Regions from separate parts of the Mus musculus genome. Here region 1 is linked to region 2. The links are chromatin loops, found by intact Hi-C in ENCODE. Cell type or tissue: heart. All regions are shown on one strand. Each heading gives the region's core, and the rest is flanking DNA. Links, peaks and the distances in the headings are about the cores only.

What was found. Hi-C counts contacts between places; a loop is a spot of excess contacts. Peaks named below come from ENCODE experiments on the same cell type or tissue, not always from the same donor. Only the 100,000 strongest peaks of a DNase experiment are listed, where the experiment ranks them.
Region 1: a loop joins it to region 2, with 2.1 times the contacts of the local background. A loop is called at or near these places in 3 of 42 quality-filtered maps.

Annotation. Positions count from the first base shown.
Region 1 is chr4:59,710,828-59,713,742 of GRCm38, reverse strand. All of the region lies in intron 2 of E130308A19Rik (RIKEN cDNA E130308A19 gene), which reads right to left. Among named protein-coding and RNA genes, the nearest start is that of Inip, 72 kb to the left of the region's middle. In heart, for the core only: no CTCF peak of the experiment used is centred there; no DNase peak of the experiment used is centred there.
Region 2 is chr4:59,624,624-59,627,538 of GRCm38, reverse strand. It overlaps E130308A19Rik (RIKEN cDNA E130308A19 gene), which reads right to left and starts at 1,328. Exons shown (of 4, transcript NM_001015681.2): 1 at 1,048-1,328. In heart, for the core only: a CTCF peak has its summit at 1,470; a DNase peak (open chromatin) is centred at 1,358; H3K4me3 peaks cover 1,859 bases; H3K27ac peaks cover 1,773 bases.

The sequences.
Region 1 (2,915 bases), core at 303-2,802, 86 kb before region 2:
TAAGCCCATTCCTTGCTCGCTTTCTGCCTTCTGCTAGAACTTTAAACCTAGGCTATTTTCTAGGACTGTTAACATCACTAAGTGAAGCTGGGTGTCTCTACTACTGTAGTCATCTGAGCGGTAAATTATCCCCGACGGTAGTAAAGCACATCTAATACCCACGCACCCACACTCTCCAAGGACATAAGACTAGGAACAGTGCAGGTCATCCAGTTTGATTTTTGGTAAATTCTTTTACTGAAGCAAAATTCACTCCATGGCATCCATCACCAGCTTATAATCCTGATGGGTACACCACGTGACTACATAGCCTCTGGAGAATTTCCTCAGCAGAAATGTAGGAAAATAAAGAGACCACAAAATGTCATAGTATTTACTAAATCGACACAAGGGGTGTCAAGTGCAAAAGAAAGGCCTGTTTCCTTCCTACCTGTGCCACTGGCTCACTCTCTATAAACTAAATCAGACCACAAAGCTGTACTGGTGGGGGTGAGATCACAGCATGGAATTAATTGATGGCTATTAGGGTACAGGAGCCTGCATTTTAAACAAGTCCCGGGATGGCTCTAACACAGGTGTGGCCCATTAGTGCACAGCCTGAGTGCCTGGAAAGGTCTCTTCCTCTTCCCAGGAAGTCCACGTCCAAGCTCTGGCTCAGATACATTACCTGCAGAGCAGGGTTTATAGTCAAAGAGTTTCACTTCCCAGGCAAGACACTTGCTAAACACTAGGGAGGTTTTGTTGGAGTGACTTAAAAAAAAACAAAACAAAACAAAAAAATCTTTGTATAAAGGCATGTCTCTGTATTTTCAATAGTTAATTCTGTACTTGCAGAGACCCAAGTGAAGGCAGGATTGTGGTAATGTCATTTCTATGGCCAGCCACTGGGTTTTCTATTTTGTAAATGGTCTTTCTTTCTCATCTGCCTAAAGGTAATCTAGAGATGGTATCAGCGGTTGTGTTGCTGCTGGCTGGTTATAAACAGAGAGCTGCTGGCCAATAGCTGGGCAGGAAGTAGGGACAGAACTTCCAGGCAAAGGAGTGACCCAGAGAGAGGAATGCAGAAGAGGGAGAAATGACAGCAGACTCACAGGGGAACAAACCGGGCCAGTGGGGGGTGGAAAGGTCTATAGAGCTAGCCACCGGGCGGATCTTTCAGCTTAAATTTAATCGGTAGCTGAGAGACTGCCCCAGCAAAAGCCTAAGGTTAAAACTATAACGGAAGTCTCATGTCATTATTCATACTGCAGGTGGGTAGAAAAAAGTCCCACTATAAGGCTTGCTTGTTGTATATGTTGTGGATTACTACGTTTGTGTATGTGACTATGGAGGACAGACGAGGGGATTGGGTCCTTCAGAACTGGAGTTACAGGCAGTTTTGAACCATAATATGATTGCTGAGAATTGAACTCTGCAAGAACAGTAAACACCCTTAACCACTGAGTCATCTTTCCAGCCCCTGGAATCACTAAGTTATTAACACTGTTTACCTAATTGCGAGACCATTTTAAAATCCTAATCTACCTTGGCCCAGCTATATAGGTAGTGTAGCCAATAGTTAATAGATCTTTGCCAACATAATATCCTTTCCAAATCTTAGAAGCAATGCTTGAGCTACATAAAATCATGTCTGTTTTCAAACCTAAGTATTTATAGTTGTACCTCTTAAAACAGTTGTATGGAAGTCGAGTAAGATAGCAAAGTATACTACTTAGCTCAGTACTGGGCACACATATATCTTCTGCCCTTTAAACGCATCACTGCTTAGAAAATGTGTTCCAACCCCTGAGCCCACATCTCCCTAGCCCAGCTGCCAATGAAGCTCAACAACAGAGCGAGAACCTGCCAAGCATGGATCCTTGGTTTGAGCACCACCAAAAACACCCAACAGTCTTTCTGTCTCAACAGAGTCCCATTGTTGATGCTTGTTCTCAGCACATTTGTAATTTTCCCAAACCTTTATAAGCCCTTCATGTGTAAGAAAATACTTTGTTATGGGCAGTTGTAAACTAAAGTTTGTATCTCAAACAGCTTTTTGGAGACCATATCCATGCCAGGTCTATGGTGTCACTATGAGCAACAGTATGGCGACTGAACGAGCTCAGTATAGAATTACACATCAGTACAACCGTGAAATTCTCTCTTGAAAATGCTGGCCTTTAAAATTAACAAAATAAGACACTAGAAGCCAAAAGGGGGATCATCTGATAGTTTTAAAAATAAACTAGAAAAAGCTTAAATCTCAAGGTTAATTCCTACTTCATGGAAAGAAATTAAGCATTCCAAAGCAAAGGCAAAAGGAGAACAAGAGAATAAATATTGTATGACATTAATCACAATAAGGAGTGCTTTCATCCTGGCTGAAATATATTCTTAAATCAACTTCGAAATGTAGCTGCATTTGTAGGCTTAACAGCATGAAAGCCACAGGACGGTAATTAACATAATACATCATCTTGTGGACTTTTCATAGAATCTGACAGGGCCCGTTGAGATATTGCTTATTAGAGACCATAGAACACCCCTACCATCACCCCCTTTTTATTACACTGCCAGGCACTGAATCAAGAGTACCTTCTAATGTGTCTGAATATCTGCCACTGGTGTAATACATAAACTATATAGTGCGCTGCTGCCAGCAGACTTTGAAATACAGCGTAGCATGTACAATTCCCAGAAACAATCTTGCTTTTCACTCTTACTTTCTTTGACTGGAGGCGGGGCTGAAGGCACATCAATTCATTACAGAGTCAACATTTACATTTCCCACAGATTCACTAATGAAGCGGCAGCTGTACCCTCACCCCGCTAGTCCTTCTACAGTTCCTTCTTTACTGATTTAACTATACAGCACAGAGTATCTTACACAGGCATTTTCAATCAACCCATACATGTTTTTCCAGTGCTTTTAACAT
Region 2 (2,915 bases), core at 277-2,776:
CAGAGCTACTACCTTCCACCTTTCAAAACACTATATCTAACGTACAACAACCCTACCCTTGGTTTGTACGCATGTAAGGAATAAATGTATCATGTAAAATAAGGAAATACCGCTGGGAAAAATCACTTCTAACATCACGTTCTCTTCATATGCTATGAAAAAAAAAAAAATCTCCTATCTTAAAACGGAAAACAAAGGTTTTAGCCTGCATGGAAAGACTATCATTGTTTTACTCTCTAATGCAAGCCCTACCATAAAAGCTGTCACTACATGACACTCCAATTAACTGTTTAGTAGGTAGACTACTCTATCGGTGATAATCCTAAGGACCACAAGAAAAAACTTTACTCCACAACTTCAAAACAATTTCTTTAAAAATATTAAAAAAAAAAAAAATCAGCCATGTTCGATTTTCTCCATTTAAGTCACTGCCTGACCTTTAACATTTTAAATTAAAGTCAGCCGTAAGAAAACCACAAACATTTTTTGTTTGTCTGTTTGTTTGTTTGTTTGTTTCATCTGATGTGTTTGTTGCTGGTCAGCTCAACCTCCTCTCTCCAGGACACTAGGTTTCTTGATCTATTTGATAACAAACCCAAATCACTGTGCGCAGCCTCAGATTGGGGGGAGCTTTTGGGAGAAAGCCCTCCTCCGTTAGAAACAATAAATAAGGGAGCAAAGCGCCGCACGTTCCTTTACACGCCCCACACGCACCTCCCGGTACCTCCGGACAACCAAGCTAGTCCGGCAGAGCCCCGAGGTGTCTCAGACTCTGCAACTAGCTAGGCAGACCGTTCCTCCTCCGTCCCGCCCTCCTGCCCAGCTCGGGGGACGCCGGCGCACCGACAGTCCCCGCCAAGACGCCGCCGGCCGCGAACCGGTGCGCGCCCCGCTCTGCGCCCGCAGACCCCTCCGCCCCTAGCGCCCTCCCGCCTCGCTGGCCCGGAGCAGACAAAAGGAAGGTTCTGAGGGTCACGGCGCGGCCGCCCACACACAAAGAGGCCCCGCGCCCGCGTGCTCCCCAGCCCCGCGCGGGCTCTCACCCACCTGCAGGTGTCTGTGCGTCTGTCCATAGGAACGCGGGCGGTGGGGCCTGCGGGAGCCCGGCGGCCCGAGCTGGACGGGGAGGGACGGCGGGACGGAGGGCGGCAGCACCACAGCCGGAGGCCCCGGGGCCGGAGTCGGTGAACCGGGAAGGGCGCCCCACGGGCTGCGCGGCGGGTGACGGCGGTGGTGCGATGAGAGGGGGGGGCGCAGGCGCCAGCCTGGCTCGGCCACCGGCGCGCGCCGCTCCGTGCGCCCCGGGCTCCGCGCGCCCGGCTTGGAGCGCGGGGGCGGGGCCGCGCGGGGCGGGGCCGGAGAGGGGCGGGGCGGGGGCTCGGACCCCAGCTTCAGCCGGCACCGGAAGCGCTCCTCAGGCGGCGGGACCTACAGGAAGTGTGTAGCGACGCCCGCGGAAGGCGCTCGACCCGCGGCGCTCGCTGCCCTGAGGGGGCGCGGGCCAAGCTCCTGTCAGCGACGCGAGCAGCCCGGAGCCGGCCGAGCTCGGCCCCCGTCGCTCCGACAGGTACAGAACCCACGCACGGTCTGTGCCACTTTCCACGCGTGTCCGCTGTCCTGGCCTCCGCGCACTTCAGCCTAAACACTTGAAGTAAGCAGAGCTTGATCGCGTTAGAGGTGTGTGACACCTCAGACAGAGTTGTGCCGGGTGGCCTGGGACCCGCAGTGTACTTACTCCATAGTGTCCTAATGTCCCACCGCATCGCATCCACACACACATCTAATAAACTGGAGTTCCCAGGGAAAAAAATAAAGAATAGTGCAAGGTGTTAAAGATTCTACACGCCTTAATAATTTATTTATTGCCTACCCATCAAACTTAATACCCTCATGACCTTAGGAAACTCTTTAATATGTCTTTTTTAGCAGTGGCTAAAAAAGTGGTTAAGAGCACTGGCTGCTCTTCCAGAACACCAAGTTGATTCCCGGCAGTATCTCACAACAGTCTGGAGTTCAGTCCCCGCGGTACGACAGAGCGGTGCAGACGTACATGCTGGCAAAACGACCACTAATAATAATAGTAGTAGTAATAGTAAAAAGAAGGAAGAAATGTATTGTCAGCTGACCTCTAGCTTCCACTGATTCAAAAGCTACAAATCTCATCAGTACCTGAAACTTGTAAATTTGGCCCACTTTGCTGTAATCCACCAACCTGCAGGCCTTGCCATTTGGTAATTGCCTTGATTTTATGACTTCCTTTTTTCTGTAAATAATAATAATAATAATAATAAAAGCTAATGTAACTACTTCCACAGTGGAGCATGTCTTCCAGGGTAATCTGAATCCATGTTGCTGGCCATCATTTGTATTTGGCTCAAGAGTAGACTCACTGAGCTCAGAGCTGTACTTTGGCATCTACACATTCATCCCACCCCAGGAGTGGGGCCGTTGTAACAGCTAAAACTCTCAGAGGTGCTCTGATACACAAGGCACTAAAAGCTACCTACACAGCATGGCACCACTGAGACAAGGCTGTGTGTTTAAAAACCCCTTTCATAGCACCTCCCAGATATGTCTGTGCCAAGCACTTAGTAAGTTGTTAATTCAGTTAGTCCTAGGAACGCTACAAAACTGGTGCTACTAACATTACTATTCTATAGAAAATTTGATACAAAATGTAATTTTTTTTATGTGTGTGGGGGTTGTTCTGCTTGCATGGATATCTCTGTGCCAGAGATGCCCTCGGTGCCTTCCCAGGCCAGTAGAGGGTGTCAAATGTCCTGGAACTGTAATTCCAGATGGGTGTGAGCTCCCTCCCGGGTGTTGGGAATCAAACCCAGGTCCTCTGGAAGAGCAACTACTGAGCCATCTCTCCAGCCTCACATTTTCAGGTACCTACTGAGAAGTGATATTGC